Linked DNA regions of Homo sapiens: region 2 is linked to region 1. The links are chromatin loops, found by intact Hi-C in ENCODE. Cell type or tissue: endothelial cell of umbilical vein. All regions are shown on one strand. Links, peaks and the distances in the headings refer to the core of each region. The heading gives the core; the rest is flanking DNA.

The links. Hi-C counts contacts between places; a loop is a spot of excess contacts. Peaks named below come from ENCODE experiments on the same cell type or tissue, not always from the same donor. Only the 100,000 strongest peaks of a DNase experiment are listed, where the experiment ranks them.
Region 2: a loop joins it to region 1, with 7 times the contacts of the local background. A loop is called at or near these places in 18 of 110 quality-filtered maps.

The regions. Positions count from the first base shown.
Region 1 is chr6:133,913,676-133,919,431 of GRCh38, reverse strand. No RefSeq gene overlaps it. Among named protein-coding and RNA genes, the nearest start is that of TCF21, 27 kb to the right of the region's middle. In endothelial cell of umbilical vein, for the core only: a CTCF peak has its summit at 2,676 (motif pointing right); a DNase peak (open chromatin) is centred at 2,681; H3K27me3 peaks cover 511 bases.
Region 2 is chr6:132,527,960-132,533,715 of GRCh38, reverse strand. No RefSeq gene overlaps it. Among named protein-coding and RNA genes, the nearest start is that of TAAR9, 7.4 kb to the left of the region's middle. RefSeq lists an enhancer at 5,434-5,756. In endothelial cell of umbilical vein, for the core only: a CTCF peak has its summit at 3,171 (motif pointing left); a DNase peak (open chromatin) is centred at 3,125.

The DNA.
Region 1 (5,756 bases), core at 449-5,448:
TTGGACCTATAGAGCCACGAGGATAGGAAATGGAAAGGAAGGAATAGTTGTACAAAACAATGCAAAGGAAAAATACGTGAGATCCTGAATGGGTGGATGTAAGAGAGGAGACTTTGATAACTGAAGTGGTATCCAGTTTGTGGCAACAGAAACAGGGATCATAGGGAAAACATGTTAGTGCTGATTTTCCAATCTGACAGAAATGTGCTGTGAGGAATGGAAAGTCCCTGTAATAAATATAACTGCTAGGATGATGTAATCCCAAAACTTTATTTATCTATTTATTTAGAAACACACCTAGCTAATTTTGTTTTTTGGTAGAGACGGGGGTGGAGGTCTCACTATGTTGCCCAGGCTGGTCTTGAACTCCCGGGCTCAAGCAATCCTCCCATCTCAGCCTCTCACAATGCTTGGATTACTGGCATGGACCATCATGCCCAGTCCTATTTATTTATCTATTCTCCTATTGCCTCTTTAAAAAGGGTTCAGTGGGGGAAGTTATTATTATTCCCCTGAATGAAAATTTGGCAGGTCCCATACTTTTTGTGCTAATTCTTAGTAGACAATTCTAAGTGTCATAGAGTTTCAATTCAGTAATTATGAAGTCCAATTCAAGATATTAATAGAAACTCTGAACTATTTGTGTTAAACCTCAGCTTGCCAGCACAGATTTGCCTGAGGCTGGAAGTGGGAAAAGGGCATTAGCTGGCTTCATCTTAGTCTCTCTCCTTTTTTTTCTCTTCCTCTACCACTAATCTTGCCAGTTTCTGACCACCAAAAGTTGAAACAGGAAGGGGTGAGTTTGGAGACTCGTAAGGGGAAAGGAAGTATCTTACTAGAACAGGGTATCATTATTATTTGGCTCCATGTATTCTGGATCTGCAGATGTTTAGAGCCAACCTTTTCCTTATGGGAACTGTCCCTTGCCCCAGACAGATGCATCTCCACTTCATGTGGCCCCCTGAGACTCTGTCTGTGGGCTTTAACTTTCTGCTTGGGTTCTTCTGCCTCCCCAAGTGTTCTGCTTGGACTGGGGCCAAGCCGACCTGGTGCCAGCTTGCTCTCTTGTGGATGACAGCTTCTGAGAAATGTGTTGTTAGGTGATTTTGCCATTGTGTTAACATCATAGGGTGTACTTACACAAACCTAGATGGTATAGCCTACTACACACCTAGGCTATATGGTATATATTGCTCCTAGGCCACAAACCTGTATGGCATGTTACTGTACTGAATTCTGTAGGCAATTGTAACATGATGTAAATGTAACATGATTTATATATTTTATATATTTGTGTATGTAAACATAGAAAAGTTACCATAAATATATGGTATTATAATCTTGAGGGATCACTGTTATATATGTGGTGTATCATTGACTGAAACGTCGCTATTTGGCACATGACCATAGATCCCAGCACAGTTTTCCTCTCCTGGCTCTGCTACAAAGGAATTGAGCCTCTGTGGCCTCAGGCAGGAATCATCCCTGGGAAATCTCTCCCACCCCAGGAAATGGCAGGTCTCTCCTTCCCCCTTGAGATAGGAGTGAAATGGGGCTCGCAGCTCAGCGCCATACCACATACAATATCTTCTTTCAAAGATATTCTTCTCACAAAAATCTTCTTTCTCCCCACACTTACCTCTCCCTTTTTATTCTTGATTTGGTTGAGGAGTTCAAGGGTCATGAAGCCATTTTTGGACCAGTTTCTTTACAAATTATTCATAAGGGGTTCTGTCTTGAATCTTACATCTGTTATAGTGTACTATCACAACAAAAACTTCAGTGTGAACATTCTCTTACATAAAGCCTAATCCCAATGGTAATTTTTTTCTGAATTTCTTTTATAAAACATAAACTAGTTATAATTTTTGTGTCAAAATTTATATGTTTACATGTTTTTGTAAATGAAACATATATTCATGTAAACACATAAATCATTTATATATATTAATACATTAGATTTATGGGTTTTTTTCACTCTTTTATTCTAAGAAAATTTTAAGACAGCTTTCATAGCTTTGGTTTATTAGTTCCATTGCTGCTCTAACCAATTCCCACAAATTAAGTAGCTTAAAAGAACACAAATTTATTATTTTACAGTTTTGGAGGTCAGAAGTTTTAAATTGGTTTCCTTGGGCTAAAATCAAGATACAGCAGGATTGCATTCTTCCTGACAGCTCTAACAAAGAATCTATTTCCTTGTCTTTTCCACATACTACAGGCTACCAGCATTTTGGCCTGGGGTCTCTTTCTATCTTTAAAGACTCTTCTGCCTGCCTCTTCCACAGTGAAAGACCCTTGTGATTGAATTGGGCCCACCTGGACAATCAATGACAATTGCACTGTCTTCAAGTCAGCTACAGCTAATTAGTAAGTTCCATCTGGAGCTTTACTTCCCTTTTCCATTGTATATCAGTCACGTTTCAACCAGAGAAGCAGAACCAGTAGGAGAAATACATATTTTAAGAAATTTACTGCGAGGAATCGGCTTATGTGATTGTGGGTGCTGGCTAGGCAAGTCTGAAATGCAGGGTTTCTTGGTCATTCAAGGGACATACACAGAGCAGAGAAAAAATTGAGTCAACTACATTCAGAGCACGTCTCCCGCTGAGGTTATTAACAAGACAATGCTCTGCTTTCCTGTCTCAGCTTTCAAACAGCGATGACCGGAGGATGCAGCCAGTAGGGGGCAGTGCAGTGTAGTGCAAGAAGCTCCAGCTTTAGGGTCAGTCAGATGAGGTTTGAAGTCCGACCTTGATAGTGGGGCAGCCTCATGCAAGTTATTTTACACTTCTGAACCTTTTTTTCACTCTTTTAAAAAACAAAATTTTAATTTTGAATAGCATTTTCACCTTTGTAAAATAAAGAAAATAGAATCTACAAGGATCAACTGTTTTGAGGAGTTAAGATTATAATCTATGTGAGATATGCTTGCTTAAATATGAAACATATATGAATGAGCACACATCCTAGGAGCAATGGTTCAGTATTTGCTAATTCAGTGTTTGCAGCTGCGTTTTGGAACATAACTACCACAAATAACAAGAATTGGCTGTACTAAGAGATGGCACTAGGGTATCTCTTGTACATTCTTCTTTACTTTTATGCATAGTAGCAACCCAATTTCCCCTTGATAATCAGGACAAATTACTTCAGCCAATACAGCATCCCTTTCTTTGTCTGTGAATGTTATGTAATGGAATCATACATTATGTAAACTTTTGGGATTGGCTTTTTCACTTAGATAATTCTCTATAGATTCATCCAGATCGTTATGCGAACTAATAGCTCATTCCTTTTTACTGCGGAGTAATAGATGTGCCAGTTTGTTTAGCCATGAGGTTTGAATTCTAATCCTGTTAGTGGGGCAGCCTCAGATGAATTATTTAATACTTCTGAACCTCCTTTTCGCTCTTTTAAAAAACAAACTTTAAATTTTGAGATAGTTGTAGCATTTTCATTTTTGGAGCTATTATTAGTAAAACTTCCATAAGCATTCATGTACAGGTTTTCGTGTGAACACAAGTCTTTGTCTTCTGAGATAAATGACTGGCAGTGCGTGGTAATTGCATATTTAGTTTTAGAGGAAGCTACCAAACTTTTCCAGAATGGCTGTGCCATTTTACATTCCCCAAAACAATGTGTGAGTGATCCATTTCTCTGCATATTCACCAGCATTTGATGTTACTTTTTTTTTTTTAAATAATGCTTTAGCTATTCTGAGAGGTAGGCAGTGACACCTTATTGTGGTTTTAATTTGCATTTCCCAAATGACTAATAATGTTGAATATCTCTTCTTGTGCGTATTTACCATCTGTATATCTTCTTTGGTTAAATGTCTCTTCATGTCTGTGTTTGAATTGAATTGTTTGTTTACTATTTAGATTTGAGAGTTCTTTATAAATCCTAGATACTAGTCTTTTGTTGGATATATGGTCTGAAAGTACATTTGTCCATCAGTATTAGTGGGGATTGGTTCCAGGACCATCCCCAATACCAAAAGTCCATGCATACTCAAATCCCCCAGTAGCCCTGCAGAACCTACCTCTTGGATATGAAAAATCAACCCTCCATATCTGAGGATTTGGCATCCTGCAAATATTGTGTTTTTTAACTGTGTTTAGTTGTGGATATGGAGGGCTGGTGGTATTTACTGAAAAAAAAATGTGTATGAGTGGACTCATGTAGTTCAAACCTGTTATTCAAGGATCAACTTTATTCTCTTCCACTCAATAGCATGTCTTTTCTTCCTTTTCACAGCGTCATTCAAAAGGTAAAAGTTTTAATTTTGATAAAGCCCAATTTATTATTTTTTCCTTTTATGGCTCATGCTTTTGGTGTTATCTTTGTTCAGGTTGCTATAACAAAAATACCATAGACTGGGTGGCTTAACAGAAACTTATTTCTCGCAGTTCTTGAAGCTGGGGAGTCCAATTTCATGTCACTGGCAGATCTGGTGTCTGGTGAGGGCTCACTTCCTGGTTTGTAGATGTTGTCTTTTCCCTGAGCTTTCACATATTGGAAAGGAAGAGGATGCTCTCTGAGGTTTCTTTTATAAATGCACTAATTCTATTCACAAGGGCTCTGCCCTTATGACATAATCACCTTCCAAAGGCCTCACCTCTTAACACTGATGATTAGGTTTCAAGACAAAAATGTTAAGAAGACATAAACATTCAGTCTATAGTAGATGTAAGTCTAAGAATTCTTTGTCTGGCTTTAGATCACAAAGTTTTTCTCCTATTTTATTTTTTCAAAAAGTGTTATGGTCTTATATTTTACATTTAAGTACATGATCCATTTTAAGTTAAATTTGTATAAAGTAGAAAACTTCAGTCTAGGTTCTTTTTTTTTCTTTCTGCCTGTGAACATCCATTTTCTCCAGCATCCTTCATTGAAAAGACTATCTTTCCTCCATTGTCAAAAAACAGTTGAACATGTTTGTGTTAGTATATTTTGGGATTCTCTATTCCAGCTCCATTGATTTATGTGTCTGTCCCTCTGCTAGTACCATGCTGCCTTGATTGCCATAGCTGTAAAGTAGGTTGTAAAATCAGGTAGACTGCTTCCACTCATTTTGTTCATGTATTTCAAAATGATTTTAGCTATTCTAATCCTGTACCTTTCCATGTAAATTTTAAAATTATCTTGCCTACATCTATCAAAATCTTGCTGGTATTTTGAGAGTACTTGTTTTAAGCCTATATATTAATTGGAAGAGAATTGACATCTTTACTATATGATATTGAATCTTCCAATCCATGAACGTGGTATGTCTCTGTATTTATTTAGATCTTTGATTTCTTTTATCAACTTTTTGTAATTTTTGGCATACAAGTCCTGTGCATGTTCTGTTAGTTACACTTAATTTTTTATAAGTAATTGTAAATATTGTATTTTTGATTTTAGTGTCTACATGTTTATTGCTAGTAAATGGAAATATAATTGGCTTTTGTGTGTTTATTTTGTATCCTGTGACCTTGCTGAACTCTCTTATGAGTTCTGTTCTATGAGATTTTGTTTGTTTATAGATTGGGATTTTCTACATAGACAATCATGTCATATGTAAAAAGGGACAGTTTTACTTTTTTCCAATCTGCATGACTTTTATTTCTTTTTCTTGCCTTATTGCACTGCCTAGAACTTTTAGCCCAATATTGAACGAAAGTGGTGATGACTAACATCCTTGCCTTGTTTTTGATAATAGGAGGGAAATCATTCAGTCTTTCACCATTTCATCTAAGTTGTCAAATGTA
Region 2 (5,756 bases), core at 196-5,195, 1.4 Mb after region 1:
AAATTATTTCCAGATAAAAACTTCCTTTTACAAAAAGCAATATTCAAAAACTGAGTATTTAGTATATCCTGTCCATTCATCATCTTGTGCAAGCCACTCGCAAACCCCCACCACCACACCCAAATAAAACTCTACAAACTGTGGTTCAGGTTCTCTGCCTCAATTAACCTCTGCTTTCCCCAACACCATTACTCCCAACGTGAAAAGCTTTCAGACGCAGTCTCATTTCAATATAATGCTACAATTTCACTGCCAAAGTGTAAGACTTAATGTAGATATTTGTATTTCTGGTAACTTCATGATTTCTTTGAGAATAACAAAGAATGTAAAATTGCAATATATTTGAATGGTCATTTTGCTATTCTATTGATTTCCCTGCAAAAATGAAGATGAGTCTGTGCTCCAAAGCTGTATTGATGCTCTGTTTTCTAAGATGGGAAATTAACTGTAAATTTTAAACAAGTGTTTTCTACCTGTTGCCAAATACTTCTAGTCATCAAAATTTTTAAAAATACAGTTCTTTAAGCAGGGCTATCCATTAAACATACACATACATACTTATTTCTGCCTATCTTTATCACTGTCCCCACCCCAACCCAGCCCTCTCTCTGAGACTGTTTAACAAGCAAGAATAATTACGAAAAATACTTCTTTCCTATAATCATCATCTTCACGAATCCTTTAACACAAAGAAAAATAGGATGTGACAGAATCCAAGCACACTGGTCTGGTGAAAAAATACAGTTATAGGACTTGCTACAGTCTGTTACATTTGTGCCTAATTGCCTAAGAAAAAAATCTTGAAATAAATTCTCATCAATGCAACAGAAATGTTTTCTACAGATATAATTGATTAACTAGGAAGGGCACAGACACAGAAATACCACCAGTCTTCATTGACAAGAAATAATGATTAACAGCTCCTTTAAACCCATTTTTACTTTCCTCAGTGCTAGAAATTCTCAGCAACATGTCACTCTTTTTCTATATATATAATTTTAACTTTTATTTTAGATTCAGAGGGTACATGTGCAAGTGTATTAGTCATTTTCATGCTGCTGATAAAAACATATCCAAGACTGGGTAATTTATAAAGAAAAAGAGATTTAATGGGCTCACAGTTCCACATGGCTGGGGAGGCCTCACAATCATGGCAGAAGGTGAAAGGCATGTCTTACATGGTGGCAGGCAAGAGAGAACGAGAGCCAAGTGAAAGGGAAAACTCCTTATAAAACCATTAGATCTCGTGAGACTTACTCACTACCACAAGAACAGTATGGTGGAAACTGTCCCCATAATTCAATAATCTCCTACCAGTTCCCTTCCACGACACATGGGAATTGTGGAAATTACAATTCAAGGTGAAATTTGGGTGGGGACACAGCCAAACCATATCATTTCACCTTGGCCCCTCCCAAATCTTATGTCCTCACATTTCAAAAACAATCATGCCTTCCCAACAGTCCCCTAAAGTCTTAACTTATTCAGCATTAACTCAATAGTCCACAGTCCAAAGCCTCATCTGAGACAAGGCAAGTCCCTTCTGCCTATGCGCCTGTAAAATTGAAAGCAAGGTAGTTACTTCCTAGTTACAATGAGGGTACAGACAATGAGGGTACAGACATTGGATAAATACACCCATTTCAAATGGGAGCAATTGGTAAAAACAAAGGGGCTATAAGCCCCATGCAAGTCCAAAATCCAGTGGGGCAATCAAACCTTAAAGCTTCAAAATTTTATCTTTTGACTCCATGTCTCACATCTAGGTCATGCTGATACAACAGGTGGGTTCCCATGGTCTTGGGTTCTTATGTCTTCCTGTAAATTATGGGGTCTTCCTGAAACCTTTATAATAAATTAAGTTTCTGCCTAAAACAATCTGGAAATGGATTTGATGTTGTGGATGAGAAAAAACGAAAATTCCAGGATCATTTCTTACATTCTGGCCTATATAAGCTGGTAGAGGAAAAAGCTTGGGTAGTGGATGGAAGAGGAGGAGATTTCCAGTTGGCACGTTTTGATGTTGAGATGCCTTTGAACAATCAGATTGAGGACTGTCCAATAAATGGATAGATCTGTGTAGAGCTGAAAAGACTAGAGAGATTTATTTGGGGGCCATAATCTTATATGTCACAATTAATCACCCAGGGAACTAAGAGTTAAGGAAATGGTTATTTATTATGAATCTTCTGTGTGTCAGTTATCTACCAAACATCATTGTAAAGTAATGAAATTGCTTTTCTCATGTCACATGCAAGTCAAATAATTACAATCCTGCACTATGGCCTGAACAAAATTGTTCAAGATGCTGTATTTTACTTTATGACTTATGGAAGAAGTTAGGTATAATGCATTACTCTGTTCTCATGCTGCTAATAAAGACATACCCAAGACTGGTTAATTTATAAAAGAAAAAAGTTTAACGGACTCACAGTTCCACATGGCTGGGGAGGCCTCACAATCATAGTGGAAGATGAAGAAAGAGCAAAGGGATGTGTTACATGGCAGCAGGCAAGAGAGACCGTGTGCAGGGGAACTTCTCTTTATAAAACCATCAGATCTCGTGAGACTTATTGACTGTCATGAGAACAGCACAGGAAAGTCCTGCCCCCCATGATTCGATTATATCCCACCAGGTACCTCCCATGACACACGGGGATTATGGGAGCTACAATTCAAGACGAGATTTGGGTGGGGATACAGCCAAACCATATCATATAGTAATGGTTCTGAAATTTCTATTATTAGATTCTTTCTAGACCAAAATCTAATTAATATTCTTACAGACTTCAAATGATATAATGGTTTTTTTCAACAATTTAAAAAAAATTTCCACTTCTTGATCAGTATCAGAAGAAATATTAAGTCATGATAGTTTTCTTAACCTTTTTTTAAAAGTGTCTTCAAATACTAATTTTTGAGGAAAGTTTATTCATAATTTAGAAATAATTTACTTAATAATATTATAAATTATGATGATTGAAAATAAGATCTTTAAAGTTGTAGGTAAAAATATAAAGGGGATTGTGATATATTACTCATTATTTCTGGGCATTTCTTTATTGCTGAACTATTTTTAAGATAACAGCTTCAGTCTAGTTTATGGCCCTCTTATTTTCCCATACTCTGCTGCCCCCTAGCGGTCAATCTGAACAATACTAGGTTGATCAAATGAGGGGACGCCAAAGTTAAACAGGTAAATGCCCCAAACGGAAACATCTGTTTTAAAATTATCCCCATGCCAAATACTTTAACGTATGGCTACTCTCTACGCTACTCTTTCCCTTCCCTGCAGAACCCAGGAGGTGGAGGTTGCAGTGAGCTGAGATCATGCCACTGCGCTCGAGCCTGGGCAACAGAGCGAGTCTCAGTCTCGAAAAAAAAAAAAAGAAAGAAAGAAAACAAACCTGTTTTCAAAGGTGCTTTTGAGGGTCCTTTCCATCATTTCATGAACCTCCTAAAAGACACCGTATTCTCGGATTTTTTTCCATGCTTGCGAAGTTTCCAGAAACTGCATCAGCATTAAGCAATTAACTGCGGAAATGACTAGTGATAAAGACAAAATTGACAAAGAAATTTGGTTATTTCTGTGGTCTGCAATAACTTAACCATAATTATGATTGACAGCATATACTTGGACATCTTAGAATTTTAGACATTCCATTCAACTTGGAACATATATTAATAACATTCACTAAAATATAACCTAAAGAGGGTTAAACATATTTTTTTATTTTGACAATGCTTCCCATGTAACTCAACATGTCAAATAATCCTGTTTACCTCTCTTTTGGGATGCTTCAGGGGCTCTCTGTTGCATCCCAAAGTTAGAGGTCAGAAAAGACCATTTTGAAGCCGAAATTTGATTGTAGGAAGCCTGTCAGATACGTTAAAAGTTTAAAACACTTGCTATTACAAAATAGAATTCCAGGTCACCACAGGTCACTATTATTACCTGGAATCTTTAAAAAGGCAAAAACCTGGCCGGGCGCCGTCGCTCGCGTCTGTAATCCCAGCGCTTTGGAAGGCCAAGACGGGCGGATCACGAGGTCAGGAGATCGAGACCATCCTGGCTAACAAGGTGAAACCCTGTCTCTACTAAAAAAAATACAAAAAAATTAGCCGGGCATGATGGCAGGCGCCTGTAGTCCCAGCTACTCGGGAGGCTGAGGCAGGAGAATGGCGTGAACCCAGGAGGCAGAGTTTGCAGTGAGCAGAGTTCGCCCCACTGCACTCCAGCCTGGGCGACAGAGCGAGACGCCGTCTCAAAAAAAAAAAAAAAAAGGCAAAAACCTTTACTCATTGATAGAGGGAAGACTTAGCTTTCCAAACAATCTGTCTCTTTTCTTTTCCTTCTTTTTCCTGTGGTTTATTCAAAAGGCAAACAAAAATCTTTCATTTGTCTTTAATATTCTATGAAAGTCTTACTCAAGAGAGAAAGCCAAATTTCACCCATGCATTAGTGTACTATTAATGTCAACCCCAATTTTTAATAACATCTTATAGACAAATCTATCCTATTTTAATCAGTTTGACCATAAGGTGAGATTTTCATAAACCTTTAATAACCCTTTACAAATTTTTGTTGAAGAGATCAGTGCTCTAAGAGAACCTTGTTGTGCTTTTATTCCAATGTTCAGTTTATGGAAAACCTGTATAATACCCCTTTAAATTTAGCCAATATGTTCACACACAGAATTTCTTTTACAAGATTAATTTTTCACAAACCTTCCACAACTTGCTCAAACCTTCAGCTTTATCCTTTCTAAATTAAAACAGTCCATTAGCCCTTTAATCTAGGCAAACAAAAAACGAACAACAAAAAGAAAACACACACATTCCCATGTTTTCTTATGATCTTTTATCAAAAGCACATTTCACCTTACTCACACAGCTTGCATGTAAAACTGTTTTTTCAGTAGTCTTATTTACATGTTACAATGTTAACTCTTAGTGATTTTTATTTTTGGTGAAAAACCTACTAAGTGGATTTTAATTATGTACTAGGTGTGAAGCCTAGGGCCCAGACAGATAAAGTCTGACTTTTTTTTTAGCATAGCCAGGGGCTTGAGTAACTCCACGTCTCCAGACCTTACCTGGAATCTAATGGCTCCAAAGCAGTTACGTTGAACAATTTTCAAAAGTTAAAGAAGCAGTTTATTACCTTAAAGAATTTAGCAAACCTAATGTCTGACCTGCCTAATTTAGACCAACTATCTTTATTTTACCAATAGTATTTAAAACTCTTTATTTCCCAAAGCTTACTACAGTCACGTAAAGTGAAAGGCATTACCGTTTTTATTTTTCTGAAAAAAAAATTGATTTAAGTGCTTATTATTATTAAGCCAATTAATCAGAGCTCTTTTATTTATAAATGTCACACACACAACACATATAAACACCCAGAAAAACAGGAGGATCCAGTATTGATAAGACTTTTCATTTGCCAGTTTTCAAGTTTCTTAATTGTATTACTGGCTTCAGAGTGGAATCCTTGGAAAAACAGGGCTAGGAAGACATCAGTTTCTAGGGCCTAATTAGCAGGCACATCCTGAGGGCAAAAGAGATTCCCAAAATTAAGGGTCTTATTTTTATACCAGATCCTGGATCCGTCCCCCTACCCAAAAAAGAGGGAATCAACTGATCTCCCATGGGAGTCATAAAAAGAGGGAATCAATCGATCTCCCATGGGAGTCATAAAAAGAGTGACTCAACCGATCTTTCATGGGAGTCATAAAAAGAGTGACTCAACCGAT